Linked DNA regions of Mus musculus: region 2 is linked to region 1. Evidence: chromatin loops called from intact Hi-C (ENCODE). Cell type or tissue: heart. All regions are shown on one strand. Each heading gives the region's core, and the rest is flanking DNA. Links, peaks and the distances in the headings are about the cores only.

Evidence for each region. Hi-C counts contacts between places; a loop is a spot of excess contacts. Peaks named below come from ENCODE experiments on the same cell type or tissue, not always from the same donor. Only the 100,000 strongest peaks of a DNase experiment are listed, where the experiment ranks them.
Region 2: a loop joins it to region 1, with 2.0 times the contacts of the local background. A loop is called at or near these places in 4 of 42 quality-filtered maps.

The regions. Positions count from the first base shown.
Region 1 is chr15:59,675,740-59,686,576 of GRCm38, reverse strand. No RefSeq gene overlaps it. Among named protein-coding and RNA genes, the nearest start is that of Trib1, 33 kb to the right of the region's middle. In heart, for the core only: a CTCF peak has its summit at 5,692; a DNase peak (open chromatin) is centred at 5,806; H3K4me3 peaks cover 598 bases; H3K27ac peaks cover 1,809 bases.
Region 2 is chr15:59,771,038-59,781,874 of GRCm38, reverse strand. No RefSeq gene overlaps it. Among named protein-coding and RNA genes, the nearest start is that of Gm19510, 19 kb to the left of the region's middle. In heart, for the core only: no CTCF peak of the experiment used is centred there; DNase peaks (open chromatin) are centred at 4,254 and 5,934.

The DNA.
Region 1 (10,837 bases), core at 1,769-9,768:
GGAGGACATTATAAGAACATGGCCGCCAGAATCAATTAACTAGAGCTCACAGAGGTTCACAGAGGCTGGCCCAACAATCAGCGAGTCTGTGTGGGTCTGACGTAGGTCCTATGCAGATATGATATGGTTGTGTAGCTTGGTGTCCTTGTGGGACTCCTAACAGTGAGAGCAGGGGCTGTCTCTGACTTTTTTGCCTGATTTTGGGACCGTTTTCCTCCTACTGGTTTGCCTTGTCCAGCCTTGATGTGAGGGTTTGTGCCTAGGCTTATTGGAATTTGTTATGCCTGGGAGGCCTGCTCTTTTCTGAAGAGAAACAAAGGAAGAGACAGGGGAAGTGGGGGACACAGAGAAGCGGAGGAAGGAGAAACTGTGGTAAGGATGTAATATATGAAGAAGACTAAAAAAGAAAAAAAAAAAAAAGTTTGGTAAACACAAGACAAAACACAAAATGTCTTCAGAAAGAAATCAAAAACAAATAAAAACCAGAAGAATCCATTCAAGATGGTAAATTAAGAGAACTGAGAAGTTTAGGGATAAATTCTCCCAGCATTCAGATCACTCAGGCCTGCCTAGAACCTCTGTGTAGTTCAGGGTGACTTTGAACTTCTGATATTTCTGCCTCTGCCTCTGGAGTGCTGGGATTACAAGCGTGCACCACCATGCCTGATGGGAATGGAACTCGGGACTCCCTGCATGCTAAGAATGTGCTCTACCAATTTAACTACCTCTCCAGCCAGTTCAGTGTCTTTTCTTAAAGAAAGATAGGACGTTAAGAGGAGGGAGCAGGAGAATGTAGCACACAACATCTTAAACTTTAAGCAATCCTCTAAGCCCTCTCCTATTCTTGGCCAAGAGCAAACTATTTCTATTGCTGACCTAGGCTCTAAAAGGCCAATTCATCCCCTCCCACATGGGGCCCACTTTAATAACTAAAGCTCATTGCTTCCTGTAAACAGGCCCAGCCAGGAATTAACTCCTTCCTTCTTTTTTTTTTTCCCTACAGTTACAACTAAGCAGGCTGCCCCAGACCAGATCATGCCCCAGCTTATCAGGAAGGGACAACAGTGGTTCACAGACTTCCCATGGCTTTCTCGGTGTCCTCTTGGCCCTGGATCTCCCTGGAACCCACCCAAGATGTATTTCAGGGTTGACATTGCATGACATTATATGGCTGCTCACACCCAAGCCAGCAACTGCTGACCCAGGCTAATTTGAGACAGTGTGCGTGTATGCGGAGCCTAACGGCCTTGCTAGAGCCTTCCCATTAGGGCCCTGGGCAGAAGAGGGCACAAAAGGTAACGTGGACTGGACTAACTAGATTTAAGAGCTACCCATCTGCCTCTGATGATTTTTAAAGAAAAAAGAAACACAATATCATGAGAAAGAGTGCCCTTAGGTGCTAAAGGGCCAGGACCTAAAGGCTGGTTACAACACTTACGAATAGTAACCAACAGTGATCTAGTCCTTGTTTCCTGACAGATATGAATGAGATAGCAAAGGCTTAAACGAGATGACACTTGAGTGGCCAATGGAGCAAATCCTCCAGTAACACTGGCCCTTGCTGAACCCTTCCTGTTTCTGGTACTCATGTTTAGCTCTCTGATGGTTAGGATTGATCCATAACAACAGCTGGTAACAGAAGAACTATGACACCTCCAGGTGTCTCTCTGAGTTTTCTAGAATGGTTAGTTATGACAGGAAAGCCCACCTTAAATGTAGTAGCACCATTCTGTGGACAGGGGTCCTGAACTTCTCTCTCTCTCTCTCTCTCTCTCTCTCTCTCTCTCTCTCTCTCTCTCTCTCTCTCTCTCTTTCTCTTTCTCTTTTTCTCCTTCCTGATGGCAGTGTGACCAGCTGCCTCACACTCCTGCCTCCATGTCTTTCCCAGCATGAGGAGGAGGAAGGATACGCAACGTACCCGGAATAAGAATACCTTCAAAGTATGAGCCCAAATAAACCCTTCCTCTTACAGCAAGAAAGGAAACTCAAGCCACTTCACAGCCATAGCCATTCAGCATCTGTATTTCAAACTAGAGGAGTCCCGAGAGCTCCATCAGAATTAGCAGTAAAGGACATTGGTCAAATAGCTTGTGCATCAAGAGAGACAGGCTGAGGCCAGAGCAGTGAACTACAGGGGTTCGCTGCATTAAGGCTCGGCCACTGAAGATGAAAAGAGGACTAGGGAAAGGAAAAGAAGTGATCAAGAAATGGCTTGGGGGCCATGAAGAGCATCAGGAAGGATGTGCAAGCTCCAAAGAGTATCAGAAGCAAGAATAGAGGGCCAAACCTGGTGTTTTGCATATGGGAGACCAGTAGAGTCACATCAAGGGGGATGGATAAATGGGTTAGGAATGAAGGAACAAATAGGATTTAAAACGCGTAATGCTTAGTTCAGTAGAGCAAGGGATATCAAGATCGATGCCATCTTGAAACAGTAAGAATTCCAAGAAGACGGAGAAAATGAGTTTAAAGAGGAGTCAGACTCCAGGAGTTTTGTTGAGTCCATGGCTGGAAGCATCAGTAGATTGGATGTATGAGTGACAGAGTTAGATCCATGGTGGAAGTGTCAGTAGATTGAATGAATGAGTGAGTGATAGTTGGGCCCATGGGTAGAAGTGTCAGTAGATTGATTGAATGATTGACAGAATTATATCCATGAATGGAAGCATCAGTAACTAAATGTATGAGCGACAGAGTTGGATCCATGGTGGAAGCGTCAGTAGATTGAATGAATGAGTGATAGAGTTGCGTCCATGGCTAGAAATATCAGTAGATTGGATGAATGCGTGACAGCGAGAAAGGTTGGGAGGAAAATAACCCTGGTGACGTGAGAGGCAGTGTTGGTATTGGTCACTTTCTTCCTTGCTGTGGTAAAGACACCAGAGAAGACACAATCGGAAAGGTTTATCCCAACTTAGTGTTCAAGGAGATAGAGTTCAATATCGTGGGAGAGGCATGGCGGCAGGGTTAGGACCAGCTGGTCCTGTTTACATTCAGTCAGGAAGCAAAGAGAGAGATGGAATTAGGGTTCGCTTATAACTTAGTTTCTCTTGTTGCTGTTATGTTAAAATGCCCTGGCAAAAGAAACTCCAGTCAAAAAGAAGAAGTTTGTTTTAGTTCAGTGCCAGGTTTCCCTCCATTGCCGCTATCACATCAGATCCATATATGTGTGTCACTATGGTGCCACCCACGTTTAAGGCAAGTCTTACTCAATTAACCTACTCTAGGCAATCCTGAACAGATGTACCCACGGTGATTCTAGATCTTGTCCAATTGACAACAGGAACCATCATCACATGGGGTGGGGGGTAGGCAAGTGAGGACTCAGTGTGGCGGATGGGAATCTGCCCATAGTTCTAACGGGAACTCAGAGCACGGTGGACAAACGTGTTCACTCACCCAACATCCACTTCACCCTCTTTCACCATGGAAACCCGATTCATTCATTCAGAATAGCCCAGAACAGCAAACAGCTAATGTGTCTCTCTCTCATCAGGCAACTACAGAAACAAAGGTCATATTGTAGAATTCATCTTATAACTGGAAAGGAGCAGTGAGCTACTGGAATCACTCATCCCTTCGAGATCCTAGGAAATCAATGGCAGGAGTCCAAGTCCAGATGGCAGGAGTCCAGTAATCCAAGATGGCTACAGCAGCAGAAAACGAAATTGATACATAATTTTCTAATACTGTAATGCACAAAAATAACAGGTCAAATGTGTAGGCTGACTCTAAGTAAACAGTGGTCCAACGGCAGCTTCAGTATCCCCCATTTCTATGTGATTTTAACCTTACACATTTTCATCCACAGCTGAGCCCATATGAAAGAAATCAATCCTGGGATGCAAGAAATAAAGAGAAAACTCGAATCCAGTGAAATGAAGACATGAAGCTAGCTGAAGACAGGAAATGTGGGGCCAGGTACATGCATGGCTAGCTTGGGAACAGAAGACACGGTCACAGAGCCTCAGGGCATGGAGCCCTGAAACTGAGACCTTTATAGAAAGTCAGGACTCTGACTGCTTCTCTTTTTTATTTATTTAATGTGCCTTGGTATTTTGACTGAATTCATCTATGTAAGGATGTCAGCCCCTGGAACTGGAGTAAAAGACAGTTGTGAGCTGCCATGTAGGTACTGGGAATTGAACTTGGGTCCTCTGGAAGAGTAGCCAGTGCTCCTAACCACTGAGCTATCTCCCCAGCCCCCAACTGCTTCTTAAAGGCACAATGAGAATAAGTGCACAGCTGAGGATGTGTCGAGACTGCCATTAGATGTTTTTAAAAGTCTGTTGTGGGGCTGGAGAAATGTCTTAGCAGTTAAGAGCACTGACTGCTCTTCCTGAGTTCAGATCCCAGCAACCACATGGTGGCTCACAACCATCTGTAATGGGATCCAATGCCTTCTGGTGTGTCTGAAGACAGCTACAGTGTACTCATATAAATAAAATAAATAAATATTTACAAAAAAAAATTTTTAATCTGCTGTATTTTGCCTGCACATACGTCGAGCCTCTTGCAGAGTCCAGAAGAGGAACTGGAGTTACAAGCAGGTGTGAGCTGCCATGTGGGTGCCAGGAATTGAACCCATGCCCTCTGGAAAATCAGCCACTGCTCTAAACCTCTTAGTTATCTCTCTGATTCCCATGGCACAAATATTAGACTGAAGCCCAACACTAGAAATGCAGAGACAGGTGGGTCTCTTATGATCTTATGAGTTTGAGGCCAGGCTGGTTTACACACTGAGTTCTAAGCCAGCCAGGGCTTATATAATGAACCACTGTGTCAAAAATACCAAAACAAAACAAAACAAAAAAAAAAAAAATCCCTCTTCCATGTTCCCTTATCTGTGCAGCAGCCAGAAGATGCCGCCCACATTTAGGGTCCACCTTCCCACTTCAAATAATCTAATCAAGAAAACCCTCACAGGAACACTTGGCACCTGGTCTTATTGATTCCAGACACAGTTAAGTTGAAAAACCAAGATTAGTCACCTCAAACTCTATACTTGACTTGGATACATTTTATTTATGTAAGTTCTATCATGAAAAATACTATTGCTGAGCCAGTGAGATGGTTCAGTGGGTAAAGACGCTTGTAACCAAATCCCCAGGACCCATAAAATGGAGGAAGACAATGGACTCCCACAGAGTGTTCTCTGACTTCTACGTGCGCACACACGCGCTCAAGCACACGCTCGAATAAAATGTAAATAAAACCCTCAATTAAAATAAAATTGATAATACAAATACCATAAAAATCAAAAATGGAAAAAGAAAGGCTTGGCTTGAAGATGAAAAACGGGGACAAAGTTAATTTAGAAGGCTCAGAGCAGTCACTTGATCAAGAGGAACCTCATACTGGACTCCAGGCTTCCCAGAAACCAAAGCGAAAAGAGGAAAAGAAATATGCACATCTTCCATGTCCATAAGAGTGAGAAAGGGGAAAAAAATCAGTGTTGGTAAAATAAAATCCACTCATAGAGAAAAGTTACCTTTTGAGTTTTATGTGGAACCCAGAGAAGGAAGTGACTCATTCGGCTGAAAACCAGGAAATGCTACAAAGGGAGAAAGAAAAGAAAAGGAAAAAAATAGCCCTTGCTGCTCTGGGAAGGCTGGATAAACGGGGGTGGGCTCAGCCTTGGAGTGGGAAATGCCGGCTTAACTCATTTCCTAGCCGCCCTGCAGCTCCACAGAGGCACCGCAAGAGGTCAAGGTCTCAGTAAGCAGGAAGGAGGCTGGGGCTGAGTGCCTCGGGCTGTTTCTACAGAGCCCGAGGACAGGATGGTCACTCCAGGGCAAGCCGTTCACGGTTCACCAGTGTCCATAGACCCATGCAGCCTGGGTCAAACCTCAGCTGTGTCCTGTTCCGGAATGTCCCAGAGACATCCAGCCTGTCGTTACTGGTCAGTGGGTAGGAGAGGGAAGCTGGTCCCCCAGGGCTGGCAAGAGAATCTGTAACCCAGGCAGACCAGGTTAGGATTTCTGAATCCTGGTTCCTTCGAGTCCCAATCAGCTGAGGGCTGCCCCTGCCCACAGGGTGACCTCTTCTCGAGCCGAACCGGAGGTTTCCTGGTCTTGGTGAACTGCCCACACTCGGGAATGCGCTACTCCGGAGACGGAGCCTGTGTGTCAGCTCTTTTCCCACATTCAGGGTTTACAGCTGACAGAAGTGTGTTTCAACAGGATTTGCTGAGAGAAGATGAGGCCATAATCCAGGAAACTGCCCTGATAAATCACCCATAAACTAACCCGTGTGCTAACGGAGCATTCTGGAACGTTCTTCATTTGGAACGGGAAGTGTTGGGATTTAAACAAGACTAAAGCGGAAAAGGTTGCACCAGAGGGAAGAGCAGCGATGAGCTGCTGTGAGGATACCACACCCCACATTTGCTTTTTCCTTAGTTCACAAAACCATTCCACACCTGTCCCCCAAACCCCAGGGCTCACTGGGGGGTGAGAGTCACAATGCTGTTCTCTGGCAATTCATCCTATGATGTCACATCTCATTTGATCCCAGAAGGAAAGCTCTGAGACCCGACTTCTTAGAGAGGAATTAATAGCTTTTTGCTAGAGTTCTCTTGGGGAGATCCTAGAAGCTCACTCTGACAGGGCACCAGCCCCTTTGCTCTCATCTCTGTACCCTTGCCCTTCTAATCCTTCTTGCCTGGGACAGTGGGTTTCCAAAGTGACAACAGAACTGTCCCAAGCAAGGCTCTGTCCCCAGCCTATGAACTGTAGGCTTTCCTCGTATGCTGTAGGTTAGCAGGCCTGGAACAGATTCTATAGAAGGCCTTGTTCCTTCAAGTCTGTGTTTGACACAGTGCCCTCCAGGTGGGGCCTGCAGCTCTCCAGACTGAGCAAGAAGATCAGGGTGCCCACTGTTCACCCATTGGAGTGCCAGCTCTGTCAGGGATATATTAGGTGCCAGGGAAGTTCTTAGAGATCCTCGCCATAGCTGTGCTCATATAGAACTCTGAGGTTTCCAAGAACTGTCAGTCAAGCCTCCCACAGCAACTCAAGACAGACTCTAAACTCTGTGTGGACAGGGAAACTGAGATGTAGAAAGAGCTACCGGTCACAGGGCAAACAGCAGTCAAACTAGCCAGGAGTTCGGGCTATCAGTCTGGAAAGGCAGGCAACCCTACAACCCTCCTCCACTCGTCTCCTCGACCTCTAGAGTTGTTTCCTACCCTGCTACATGGCTCAGGCTTCTAGAACAAGGCCCCAGGGCCACACCGTGAGGATTTGTGGTTCGGCTACTTACTGGTTAAACAGTCGTGGGTGGATTACTTAACTGTGTACCAAAGTTTCCTCATCTATAGCACTGATACTGGCACAAGCCATACACACGGCATGTCAGAGACAGGAGCTAGGAAGAAGTATGACCCCAAAGGCCACACCCTGTGTGCCTTACTCAGTGTTCAAATGTAGGGCAGATGCTTCGTAGATCTGAGGCTTCCTCTTGGCCAATGAAAGCTTATTGAAGACAGAGGTGGTTGCTGGTGACACAGGCCTGTGGAGAGCTGAATACTACTGGGTTGTTCATTTTAGAGTGGTTGATTTGGAAAGAGGACAGAGCTCAATCAGTAGAGTGCTTGCTCAACATGCATGAAGTCCTGGGTTCAGTCACCAACACTAGATTAATTCGATATGGCAAGTCACACCACATAATCTCAATGTATGAGAGGTGGAAGCAAGAAGATCAGAAGTTCAAGATCCATTCTCAGCTACATAGTTCAGGGCCAGCCTAGGCTACATGAGACCCTGGCGCAAAAAGGCTGAGGTGATTTTATGTTATTTGAATTTCACCCAAACACAAAAACAGTATAATTTGATATTTTTATATGAATATTTGAGATGGAATCTTCATATATATATATATATATATATATATATATATATATATATATATATATATATATATATAATGTGTGTGTGTGTGTGTGTGTGTGTGTGTGTGTGTGTGTGTGTCTGGCTTGCAACTCCCTATGTAGACCAGCCTGGCCTTGAACCTATGATGGATGGTCTTCCAACCTCAGTTTTCCACTCCTCAGATGAAGAACCCACACTACCACACCTGGCTATGTTTTATGTTTATCCATCTTACTTTACTTTGTGTGTGTGTGTGTGTGTGTGTGTGTGTGTGTGTGTGTGTGTGTGTGTGTGTGTTCACATGTGTGCACACATATGTGTGGTTGCATGTGAAGGCTAGAGGTGGCCAACGTTTAGTGTCTTCCTCACCTTACTTTTAAAGATATTTTTTAATGTGTTTGCCCATGTGTAGGTATGTATGCCACATGCATGCCTGATGCCCTGCAGAGGCCAAAAGAGGCAGTTGGATTCCCTGGAATTGGAGATGCTAATGATTGCTAGCCGCAGTATGGGTGCTGGGAACGGAACACAGGTCCTCTTTCTGCAAGAGCAACAGTGCTCTGAACCACCTTGGTTTTGAGACAGCATCTCTCATTGAACCGAGAGCTTGCCAGCTAGACTGACCAGCCAGCAATCCCTAAGGGTCTTACTGCTTTGGTCTCCCCAGCATGGGAATTACAAGCATGCACTGCCAAGCTGGGGTGGTTTGAGTAGGTTTGGCTTCCATAGATCGGTGTGTTTCAATGTCTGGCTCTAAGAAGTGGCACAATTAGGAGGTGAGGCTTTATTGGAATAGTGTGGTCTTCTTCCCCTTCCCCACTCTGCTTGCTCCAACCCTGCCCCACTTGGTAGTGTGGTCTTGTTACAGGAAGTGCATCACTGTTTAGGTGGGCTTTGAGGTCTCCTGTGCTCAAATCTCTGCCCAGTGTGGAATCGCTGTCTGCAGAAGATAGTCCCCTGCTGCTGCCTGTAGATCAAGATATAGAACTCTGGGCTCCTCCAGCACCACGTCTGCCTGCACGCTGCCATGCTTTCTGTCATGATGACAATGGACTGGACCTCTTAAACTGTAAGCCAGGACCAGTTAAATGTTTTTCTTTTAAGAGTTGCCTTGTTCATGATGTCCCTTCACAGCAATGAAACCCTGACTAAGACATGCCTAGCTTTTTATGCAGGTTCCCAGGATCAGAACTCAGATCTCCTTGCTTAAGCATGTTACAGTCTGCCATCTCCCAGGGTTCTAGTTATTGATTTTAAAGTGAGCAAACACATCTCTGTGTCAGAAATCAGAAGAGTGACTACATTAGGGTAGGGGATGGTAATGACTTGGATTAGACACGAAGGAACTTGGGAGAAACATTCCACATCTTATTTTAATGGGGTGCATGGCTTCACATATAGTCAAAGGATGAACCAAGCTCTGTGCTTAAAACTTGTATACTTAGTGTGGCTATCCCTGCAGAGTGTGTTAGACAGCTCTAGCACATAAAAATGTGTGGTCTTTGCTGTATCCATAGCTTGCACTGTTACGTAAGGAAGGATGAGAAAAACACAGCAAGAGATGTCCATAAACTTCTTCAAAACTCTCAAAGAGGATATCTTCTTCTTCTTCTTCTTCTTCTTCTTCTTCTTCTTCTTCTTCTTCTTCTTCTTCTTCTTCTTCTTCTTCTTCTTCTTCTTCTTCTTCTTCTTCTCCGAGACAGGTTCTTTGTATAGCCCTGGCTGTCCTGGAACTCACTCTGTAGACCAGGCTGGCCTCAAACTCAGAAATCTGCCTGCCTCTGACTCCCAGGTGCTGGGATCAAAGGCGTGTGCCACCACCACCCACCTTTTATTTTTATTTTCTGTAACCTTCCCTGCAGCTGTAAGCTTCCAGCTGGAGATCTGAAACTTGTTGCAAAGCATTGTCCTGTCCACTCCTAGAGTTCAGCTCCCCATAAGAAGGAAGTCAGGAATTTAACTATTAGGCTTGGTACATTGTACCGTAGGCTCTGGTTAAGCTGGGCTTAGTCCTCTGCCAGCTGGATGCAGACAGAGCAAATCGTCCTCTATCCAACAGGCTGAACCTGGAAGGGAAACATCACTCTTTGTCCCCAGCATTTGACGGTACCTGGGAAGATGGCTCTTGTTAAATGCTGCTTTACTGTCCCCTCACAGGTAGGGACTGCCCTGTTTATTTTATTAGCACCTCCTGCTCAGTTGTGTTTGACAGACATGCTACCCGTAGCACTAATGAGAAACCTGTCCTCCACTGGGCTGCAAAATCCCAGCCATATACCTTTCTCTCTAAGCTTGTGACATGGGTCTCTCCTTCCCAAACCCAGTTCTATTCAGATGAAATTCCTGGCTCTCCCAGAATGCATTGGGAACTTAATAAGCACGTAAGGAAGGAGAGAGAGAAAGGCTGGGGGTCCCAGGTGGGCAGATTCTTGATTTGCTCTCTTCTGATCCTAAGATTTCCTGGAGAAGATGGGGTGGCCTCGGGAAGGGGAAGTCTGGGGTGGGCTCCATACACACTGCGTCCTGGCTATGTCTGCATTGTTCCCTTCAAGAACTACCAGCATCTAGAAACTGTAGAGTTTTTTAGTTTGAGGGTGGAGAGTGTTGGCATTCCTTCTAGGCTCCACCCCACAGTTACTTGGCAACAGCCAGGTATACATGACTCATTATAAAAGGGGTTGCTTGCCCCCGTCTCTCTTTCTTGACCTTACCCTCTTTCCCTCTCTGTCCCTTCTCTCCCCATTCTTCTCCCCTCTTGCCCCCATGTGTTCATGGCTGGTCCCTCCTCCTCCTCCTCCTCCTCCTCCTCTTCCTCCTCCTCCTCCTCCTCTTCCTCCTCCTCCTCCTCCTCTTCCTCTTCCTCCTCCTCCTCTTCCTCCTCCTCCTCCTCCTTCTCTCTCTCTCTCTCTCTCTCTCTCTCTCTCTCTCTCTCTCTCTCTCTCTGCCTTTCCCTCCCTATGCCCTAA
Region 2 (10,837 bases), core at 1,135-9,134, 96 kb before region 1:
CACTGAATATTATTTTCTCTCCTTAACAGAAAATCAGAGCAATTAGCTGTTTTTCAAAGAAGAATATGGTTAGAAAGCGACACGGCTGAAGCACAAGGGTGCAAACTGTGGTGGTCTGACTCTAACGTGATGCAGCTTGCCACTATCTCTTCTCTTGCATAAAGTAGACATTGTTGTCCACATAAGCCAAACAAAGGGATGGCGGTCCAGGAAGACTCTGTGAATCATCCCATAATTTAGGTGGAAAATCTGCATATTTTTTGCACAATAATCATCTCCTCAATCATGGGGCAACAGCACCCCTGGTCCTGCCACCCACTGGTGGTGCTCCCTACACTGGTCATCTCAACTCTCTACTGCTTTGCGGCATCACCTGGAGGACAAAGCAAGAGGTTAAGCAATGGCCTGGTCAAAACCAGGACATAACCACAGCTTTAGCATTGGCACCCTGTGGTTTCCACTACCTGGGAAGTAAACCCATCTTGCTGGTAGGCAAACCACAACCAAACCTCAGCAGCTATCCTCATGCAAATGAGGATACTCTGAGGATCCTGCTGGCATCTTTGTGGTAGTCTCTCCTCTAGTCACCAACAGCCTGTCCGGTCTCTGTGCACATATCTGGCACATATCTGTTCCTTACCTCACAAGCGGGGGGGGGGGGGGGGGGACGGGGACTCTTTTTTCTCTCCCTTTGAATCTTAAGACCTACTTGGCCCAAATAAACTTTGCAGAAACAGTGTTCTAGAATGACTGAGCTGGCTCCAGGAGGTTGGGCAGCTCTCTCCCCATCTTAGAATCCATCCCTCAAGCTGTGGAGAAGCTTGGATTTCACTATAATGATGGGAGGGTATCTGGGGAGACTGAGTCTGGAGATAACCAGACATCTTGGCTATGTCCACCCCAGGTAACCTCTAGCTGAGGACAGCTAACCAACTAGCTGTGACTACCACACACACAGAAAAAAAAACGTTTGGAAGAACACTAGATCTTGTTTGAAGCTGCTATATTTTAAGTGATTTGTTATTCAGTCTTAAAAAAGAAAAACAGTATGAAAGATTTTTTTTTCAGTATGAAAGATTTCTCGGTTGCTTACCAGTGTCAGTGTGCAGTGGATCACAGTACCTGGGTGTGCTCACACCTTCATGACTGATGGGCAATTTCTGACCTAAGGGCAAGGGGCAGTAGTGTGGCTTCATTCATTGAGTGTGAGTGCCTTTCTGTGACAGGAATATGCTGGAGCCAAGGATCTTGTAATTTAAAAGTGATCAATGCCTGTAAGAAACCATGTTTGGGAAGAAAGGTCCAATCCTAGCAGAGAGAGAAAGAGAGAAGATGGAGACTTTTTATCCACTTTGTGTAGTGAAGATTTTCATTCTAATCACACAGAAGTACAGAAGAATTAACAAGAGCTCCAGAAACTATGTGTTACTGTGGTCCAAGCAACAGCTTTTCTCTTTTTTTCCAAGAAAAGCAGCAAGGCTTCTTAACTGTTGAGCATTTGCGTGCTTACATGTACATGCCCATATGCACATGTGCAGCATATGTGCACGTGATGACAACCTTAGATGTTATTCTTCATATACTAGATACCTCTTGTCTGTTATACTCTTTAAGTTACATTTTTTTGTGCACATAGAAATACTACAGCCCAGGTATGGTGGCCAGGGAAACCCAGCAGGAGTCTTTCCCTGCTTCTACTATGTGGGTTCTAAGGGATTGGACTCAGTTCCTCATGCTGGAAAGGCTAGCACTTGGCTTTTTCAGAAAGAATATTAAATTATTCCCCCAGTTTTCTGGAATCCTGGAGTCAAAGTCGGAGATGAAAGGGCTAGCTGCTTTGTTTCTTCTAAGCCATCTGTTGATGCTTGGCTTGAGATAGTTAGTTACCCCCTCCCTTGCTGTCTCATGTGACCTTTTCTCTGTGTGCATGAACTCCCTCCCCAGTACGTGCAGGATAGCAAGCATCAGCCTCTTCACAAAGATGGAGATTCTGAGGCCCAGAAAGAGCCCAGCCTTAGTCCAACACTCATCAAAATCACTGATGTGACTTTGAACAAGATCGCAACAATTTGTCCCTCACGTTTCTTACTTACAAAATTAGCTTGCTAATAATCCCACATTATTAAATTGTTTTTGTGATTGTTTAAATAAATTAATAAATAAATAAATAAAGTGGGGTTGCAGAAATGGCTCAACAGTTAAGAACATTTGCTTTTCTTCTTGGATTCGATTCCCAGCACTCTCATGGAGGCCCACAACCATCTCTAACTCCAGTTCCAGTGGGTCTGATGCCCTCTTCTGGCCTCTGCCAATACCAGGCAGGCATGCAGTACACAGACATACATGCAGGCAAAAAACATTGACACACATTGAATAAGATTTAAGAAAAAAAAAGTTAATATTTGTAAACAATAGTAGTTCACAGTGCCTATTTTCAAGTCATTTTATCTTCTGTTGGGTGCATTTTTTAAAATGAAACAAAGTCAAAAGCTTGATGAGCTAGAGCCCACAGGACCAGTGGCCAGCTTGGAGCTGAGTCCTGGCCAAGTGCTCTTTCTTCAGCCCTCCACTCTGCCTCTCAGCAAGGTCTGTGTTTCCATTTCCAGTAAGGGAGCTAAGTCAGCTGTGAGCCCCCTCAGGGCACACTTTCCACCGAGATGTCCTTGCTCACTCCCTCAAGTATCGAACGGGAAAGGACTCACCAGGTTTTCTATAATCTCCATTAGTCCCATACCTAAACATCACAGGAACATTTTTTTATAAGGAGCCTTAAGGAAAAACGTGAAGGAAAATGTATTTGTCTTTTTCTCATTACCTGTGGTGGCTATTCTTGATTGTCAACTTGACTACATCTGGAATTAACTAAAACCTACATGGCTAGGCACACCTGTAAGTGATTTTTTAAATTTTACTTATTTGAGATTTTTTTTGGGGGGGGGGCGGTTGGTTGGTTAGTTAGGTTTGGTTTTTGGTTGGTTGGTTTGTTTGTATTGGCTTGATTTGGTTTGGTTTGGGGGTGCAGTTGAGATAGTGTTTCTCTGTATAGCCTTTTCTGTCCTGGAACTTAGTCTGTAGAACAGGCTGGCCTCAAACTCAGAGATCTGCCTGCCTCTGCCCCCCAAGGGCTGGATTCAAAGGTGTACACCACCACTGCCAGGCTAGTTTTGTTTGTTTGTTTGTTTGTTTGTTTGTTTGTTTGATTGATTGATTGATTGATTGATTTTTAACAAGTAATTAGAAGTAGGGAAAACCTACTTCTAATCCAGATCTTTGAGGTAGAAAGATTTGCTTTTAATCCAGATCTTTTGAGGTGGGAAGATCCATCTTTAATCTGGGCCACACCTTCTGTTGGCAGGCTATAAAAAAGCCATGGGAAGGAGGAAGCTTGCTTTGCCTTCTTGCTCTCGCTCTCCTTTGTAAGTCCATCCCTTCACTGGCCTTGGAGACTACTTCTTTGGGATTCCATGTATACTGAAGTTGCCTAGTGAACTAAATAATTATTGGATTCTTGGACCATTGCTGGACTAGCCAGACCATAACCTGTACGCTATTTTAGTAAATCCCCTTCATACATATGTGTGTAGATATGTGTACTCATATTCATAAATATATTCATATTTGCATATATATTCACACATGTTATATAGTCTATAAGTTCTGTTCCTCTAGAGAACCCTGACCAATTCATTACCCCTCTGCATCTCCTTGGATCACATGTAGGGTGAGGACTTCAGAAACGACTCAAAAAGCATGTTTACTGCCCAAGTGTATTAAATAAGAATCAAAGGGTTAAATCTAGCCAGACACTACCTGGGATGGTGAATTCTTCACAGATAGTCTACTTCCTATGCTCTGGCCAGCCTAGTCCCATTTCAGAAATGCTCATCGGGTAACACTTTGTCCCTCCAAGGAACATCTGTCCAGGCTCTGCAGCTGGCATGGTCCCTCCATCACAGTGGAGAGCCAGGGTGATGGGAAGATCGCAGTTCTCATTTGCAGCCTGGCTTCTGTCCACATCCCAACAATGACACAACTAGCTCCTCCGAGGAGCACTTTCCAATCTCCACCGAGATCTGTTGGATGGGCAGCCCAGTTTCCATCCCAGCCAAGCACAGGCAGCTGTGGGTGGGGGCGTGGACACCGCTCTCATCCACCCGGGGATCTGGGAAGACGGCGCTCAGCTCCTCACCCGCCAGAAACCCAGCCAAGCATAACAGGGCTGCTGCTGAGGCCTTGAGGAACCAAATGGAAAAGAGCCCAAGTTGGGGCTATGAACGCCAAGGTCATCAGAGAAGCATGCTCATCTACCCCTGCTGATGGAATGGTCCCAAAGGGAAAGATTTAACTTGTTTTAGGAACTAGTCAGAGCCTGGATTGGGCGCACTGCCAGCGCATTACGAGAACAATCTCTGGGAAATGGAGAATGGGGTTCTTTGCCAAGCAGACTGAATCTCTGGAGCTTGACATCCAGTGGCCCCTGATACTCAGCCAGCCCCTCATTCCTTGGGACCTCCCTCATCAGTGCAGCACCAGACAAGCTGGGTGTTGATTCTTATTCGCCATATATGCAGAGTTCCTATAGTGCAGAAGTTACAGAAAGGGCTTAAGGAGCCGCCTCTGCCCTCCAGGCCTTTGTCTGGAGCCCACGGATAATTACAATACAATACCTTAGATGCTGCAATGTTACAGCTCATCCCCAGAACCCAGAAAGAGGAGCCCTAGCCCTGTCTGAACAACCAGGAAGAGACACGGGTCTGGCCTGGAGGAGTGACCCTGATCAGATAACACTGATGAAATGTCTTCTAGGTCCTGAGTGAAGACCAAGACTGGGCAGGGACAAAGTGAAGGTGTGAAGGTTTCAGTGGGTTCTTCCAATTGCCCCTGCCCCTGCCCCTTCCCCTAAGGGAGAGTCTCCCCTGAGGAGATAGATCATTTACTACTTAGTTTAGCATCCTGTCTTTGTGAGCCGACCCAGATACATTTCCAGAGGCCTTGGGAATCTCCAAGAACCCCAACAGTACATGCCAGCTTAACTCCAAGAAGGGGAACCAATGTCCCCTGGCTCACACCCTGAGCAGTCAGTCACACCTGTGAAAGAAAATGAAAGACACGCCACCTAGGTTCTAAAGTGATCACGTGTGAAATTCCAAATAAAACCAAGGATAGAATTAGGAATGAAGATAGCCCTTGCCTCCTCAAAGGTGCCGGTGGCAAATTCACAGACCCATCTCTATGCCAACAGCTGTTCCCACAGAAACGCTGCCAGCCCCCGAGGCTCCCACTTCCTGTGACTTCTTCACAGGGCCTTTCATGATCCTGGGGTCAAGAGTGAGCTCAAATAAGCCTTCATGAAGATAACTTGGACTTTTTCAAAGAGCTGTCTCACTTTGCCATTGAAGAAGGGTCTCCTGGTTGGGCTGAGGAGGCTGCCTCACCTACAGGGCTCACCTACAGACCAGGAGGCTGTCACATGGCACTGTCCTAGAAGTCATGAGAGGAGGAGGAGGAGGAGGAAAAGATGGACAGGGGACAGGCAAATGGGAGAGGGAAGAAAAATTGGAGGACAGTAGAGAAAAATGGAAGGAGAAAAGGAAGAAGGAAGGAAGGGAAGGGGAAAGTAGAAAACTTATATTTCTTTGAGTAGACACAAAATACCATGAGACATTTTGTTGACCCTATTTTAAAAAAAAAAAAAACTGGGACTATGAGAAATAAAGGAAATCACTGAAGGTCAAAACCCTAGTAAACAGAGATTTGATCCAAACTCCAAGGACTCTGAATCTTGTGCTTTTTCTAGACAGCCCAGATAAAAATAACTTCCCTGTATTGAGCATGTGCCCCATGCCAAGTCCCGAAAAGGCACTTTACAAATGCAGTTTCTCCAAGCACAGCAGGCCCTGCTCAGCTGCCTCTGCAGTGCAGGAGGAATAGACAGGGCCACCCCAGGGACTTGGCACCCTGATGGCAAAAGTTTTAAAATGATGGAATAGACACATCTAGTAATCATGGTGACTAGCACGTACGTGCTGCTCTGGTAGAGACCTACTTCCCAGTAGCTAGCTACATCTCTGAACAAACACTGTGGGTGAGGCTTGGCCCAAGCTCCCCTACCTTCTGCTGTCTGCCCATCAAGGGGTCACCAACCTACCCAGGGCCTTGCAGAAGGTGACCACACAAATATGGTATGGGATTCAAATGCAAGCCATGAATCTAGAGATTCCTTTTCTTTATGAAGCTAAAACTCTGCCAACCAAAAGATTGTCCTATGCCTGGAGACCCTACACCTGGAGACCCTACCTACCTCACTTTTCTGAGGTTAGGAATACCATTACTTTGGATGTCTCAATGCTTTTAACAGATTTTGGAGCCAATGAACAGAACCAAGCCCATGGCAGGCATGACCATTGTGTGGGTTGTTTGGTGGATTTGACTGTGTCTGTCATTTTGAAATCAGCAGTTCGATGATTTTTAACCACATTCATTTGTTGTTCAGCCCTCAACCCCATTCCTCTCCAGAACTTTGTCACTCCAAACTGAAGCTCTGTAGCCATTAAACAATAACTCTATGGCCTTCTCCTTACCCACATCAACCACTGCTTTGTTTGCATAGCCTGGATTACCCTAAATTTCCTACAAGATGAATTAGCAGCACTTACCCTTTGAGAGCTGCCTTGTTTTACTTAGCACAATGCCCTCATGGCTCATCCACGTTGTACTTGTATCTAAATTTTCTTCCTTTTAAAGGCTGAGTTCTGTTCCAGTACATAGATCTACCAACTCTTGTTCATCTGTTCATCCTTTGATGGTGCTTGATATAATTTTTAAAATTTATTTTGGCCTTACACGTGTCTGTGTTTTCCCTACATGTTCGTATGTGCACTATATGTATGCTTGGTGCACACAGAGATCACAAAGGGATGTCAGATCCCATGGAACTGGAGGTATGGATAGTGGTGAACAACTATGTAGGTACTGGGACCCCAACCTAGGCTGCTGCAAGAGCAACAAGGTTCTTAGCTACTGAGCCATCTCCATAGCCTCATACTTGGTTTAATATTAAAGATCACTGTAATCCAAAAGCCTAGGAATTCTTTATCCAGCCTATGTGCATGTGTAAGGGATGCTGTGTTCACTACTCTCTTTATTCTGAAGCACCTTATGGCAGAGACAATAACCCTGTATCTGTTATTATTATTATTATTATTATTATTATTATTATTATTATTATTATCATTTTGAGACAAGGTCCCTCTATGTATTTCTTCCCATCCTGGAACTTGATATGTAAACCAGACTGACCTCAAACTCACAAAGATCTACCTGCCATTGCCTTCCACATGGTGGGATTTAAAGGCATATACCACCAAGCTCAGCCCTTAACCCCTATCTTCATCTAACTTGCTGAAGGAACATCTCATTGGATACCATAAGAAACATTCAGTCACTAACTTTAGAAACACAAGAATACCCCCAACTGTGGGATTCAGAGTAACCCATGAACCCCCAGGGCAATGGGCTAGCCAGGAACTCAGCAAGAGTAAGTGCCTTGCCTAGCATAGGACCTGGTGGGCAGACAGAGAATGCTAGCCTCTCCCCAAGGAAGCATTGGGTCATCGGCCTGGCCTTTCACACCACCAAACTGTGGGGTTAGGCAAGGGCTAGCAGTGTGAGGGGTCAAACCACAGCAACTTCTCCTCCTTCAGAAGTGACCCAGTGGGGAAAATGTCAGGCACACTCCTTACATGTCACCAGTCAGTTACCCATACATTGATTTGCCACCACTTTTCCACGTCTTGGGGTTCATCTCAAGGTGGTGGAGATGTGACTCCTGTCCTGGAGGAGTGAAGCCTCATGGGAACTCAGCAACTTCCATGTCTGAGAAGAACCTTGGTTTCCCAGCCTCACGCTTTTCTTCTGAAATCAATTTGTTGAGGCTAAGACTTCCCGCCTGGCTTTCCCACAGTCTCCTTTCTCAGAGAAGGTGGAGATACTTACTATCTATGTGATCAGTGAGTTCAGGAGCAAACCAGACAAGCCCTTCTGCAGCCTCTCTTTAGGAATCGCCTTGGGCTGTGTCTGTAGGATTGTGTTTGTGAGGAAGAACTCTGGACTTGCCTAATGGTGCCATTGCTGGGGTGGACAAGCCTGTTTTACTCCAGGGAGCAGCCTTTAAGGAACTCACTGTGTGATCACGAACTTCTGGCACATTCTTCAACCCACCTCCATGTTATAAATCCCCATTGCTCTGTTTGTTCCTAGCTGAAGAGAAAGAATGTCCATTACCTTGAGCCCCTTAAAATAACCATTGCTTACAGTCACTACAAATCCCCCTAAATCCCAGCATTGTAACTCTGTAAAAGCTTTACATTTCTATTCACAAAATCCAGGGATGGTGTTCTTGCCGGCGAGGTCCTATGGTTAAGGGCTTCAACTGTCTGGCTTCCCAGTCATGCCAAAGACGGACATCCCTATCATGGTGAATGCCTTATAAACCTACTGCAGGGTGCTTTTCAGAGCAGACCAGGAAGTGTTACAGATCACTTCCACCCACTCTGCACTCGGAAGAGTCCACAATACCCACCAGGTACTGCAGAAGAGGCTAAAGACTGTGGTTTACTCCTGTGCCCCAGAGACAAGAAGAGAGCTAAACACCACTGATGAACTTGAGTGCGTACTACTAGAGCCTATCAGGGTCTGATGCTTTCAATATGAAGGTAAAGATTTAAAGATCCAAAGTACAGGACTAGGTTACTCAAAATGCACAGTCATTTAGCAACAGAGTTGGGAGGAGAATCAGGAGTCACAGGAACTAAACAACAGAGGAAGGAAAGGATGGGGGTGAAGCTGGAGAGGTGAGAAGGCCTTAGGGGCAAGCAACCACCCTGTCTCCAGAGGGGGGAAAAAGACAAACAAGAGCTGACCGGATGGAGATGTCAGTAACCAAATCTCCCATCAGACCCTTGGATGAGAGCAGCAGTTCCCACACTGTCACCCTCCAGGGCCCTTTCATAATTTTCCCCTTTGGACCTCATGTTTTGAAAGATTGTGTGTAACAAACAAACTGTACTCATTGGGTAATAACAAATACATTTCCCCACTTACTCATCAAGGGTGTGTGTGTGTGTGTGTGTGTCTGTGTGTGTGTGTGTGTGTGTGTTAGCCACAACTGGATGTGCTCACTTTGATTTCTTAACCATATTCCAGCAATGTCTGTGATGTCACCAAGAGCCAATCAAATCTTCTGACCCACGCAAAACACATTGCTTCCATGATTTAGTTCCAGCAAAACAAAGAAACTAAGAGATTGGCTAGTCTAAATTGTCCCAACATGGGATGAAATGACAATTTAAAAGAGTCCAAAAAAATACTCCTAGGCCCACAGCCTTATACAGGACCCTAGAGAATACAAGAGTCCTAACTCCAAGATCCCCTTTAAAGTTCCTGCACACTGCACGCTTCCTGTGGGGCCACCAGCATATAATATTTGCTATCCCAGTCTTTCAACCCCCACCCCACTGGTACATTCTGAATGTGAAATGTCACCCACAGACTTATGTTTTGAACACAGCCTCCAACAGGTGGCACTATTTTGAGAAGTTATGGAATCTTTGAGACATGGTTCCTTGGTGATGAATGGCGACTTCTGGGGTGAACCTTGTAGGTTTATAGCCCAGCCCCATTTCCAGTTCTGCTTGCTGGTCCCTGATTCTCCAAAATATGAACAAGCCATGCCACAAGCAGCCACCACCAGACTGAGCTGCTCCAAGCTCCATGCTACAAAGCACTGTGAGCCAAGAAACAACTTCCCTCTCTTAAACACATACCATCAGATATTTTGTCACAGTGAGAAAAAAAAGTAATATACCAACAGATAATGCCAAGTTGTGTGTTTGATTGGTTGGTTGGTTGGTTGGTTGGGTTGGGTTGTTTGGTTGATTGATTGGGTGGGTGGGTTGTTTGATTTGACTTGTTGGTTGGGTTGCTTGGTTGGTTGGTTGGGTTGGGTTGCTTGGTTGGTTGGTTGGATGGGTTGGGTTGGGTGGGTTTGGGGTTTGGTTTAGAGGATGGAGAGTTTCTTTTCATTAAATAAGAAGTTTCTCAAAGACAGGGGCCATGTCTCTGTATTCCTATCATCTATATGGTACCAGATAGTCAATAATTATCACACACAAAAAATAAAATCTACATATGCGTATGATGGACTCTACCTTTTGCTTACAGGTCAGGCTGGCAAGCAGAAGGAAAGGAAACAGCCCACTTGAAGTTGATGGGATCAGAAAGGCAGCCAAAGATGGAATATATAGACAAGATTTTCCTCTCCCCAACCAAATGCTCTGTGTGTGCCACTGACTCTACGGTTCTGGAAGTTTTCTTGTGTGTGTGTGTGGGGGGGGGGGGTTGTTGCTTCTGTCTCCGACCAGCAGAAAAGAGCAATGACACAGCGTTCTTCTCAAAGCAGTTTATTCAGGAACCTTTCAACATGCAAGCAGGAATCTCTCCTAGTCCCCGATCGCAATCCCTTATATAACCCCTCAACCATGCCCCATCAGCCCAGTCCACATAATCTCAGTCCATTGGCCTTTGTCAAATGGCCTGATCTTGCATCATGGTGCGCCTGAGCAGCTCTCACAATGGATGTGGCTTATTTTCGGGTGTATGAGGAAGTCAGGTGCAACTCATAAGACTTGGCTGCAGTCCCGGGCACCATCTTGGGACTACCACTACACCCGCTCTCCACATCTCCCCTTTTTTTCTTTTTTGGCAGAGAGAATGCCTGTCTTAGGTTGCCCCCTGCGGCAATGCCCCTTACCCGTCATTGGGAGACAAACAGCTTTGG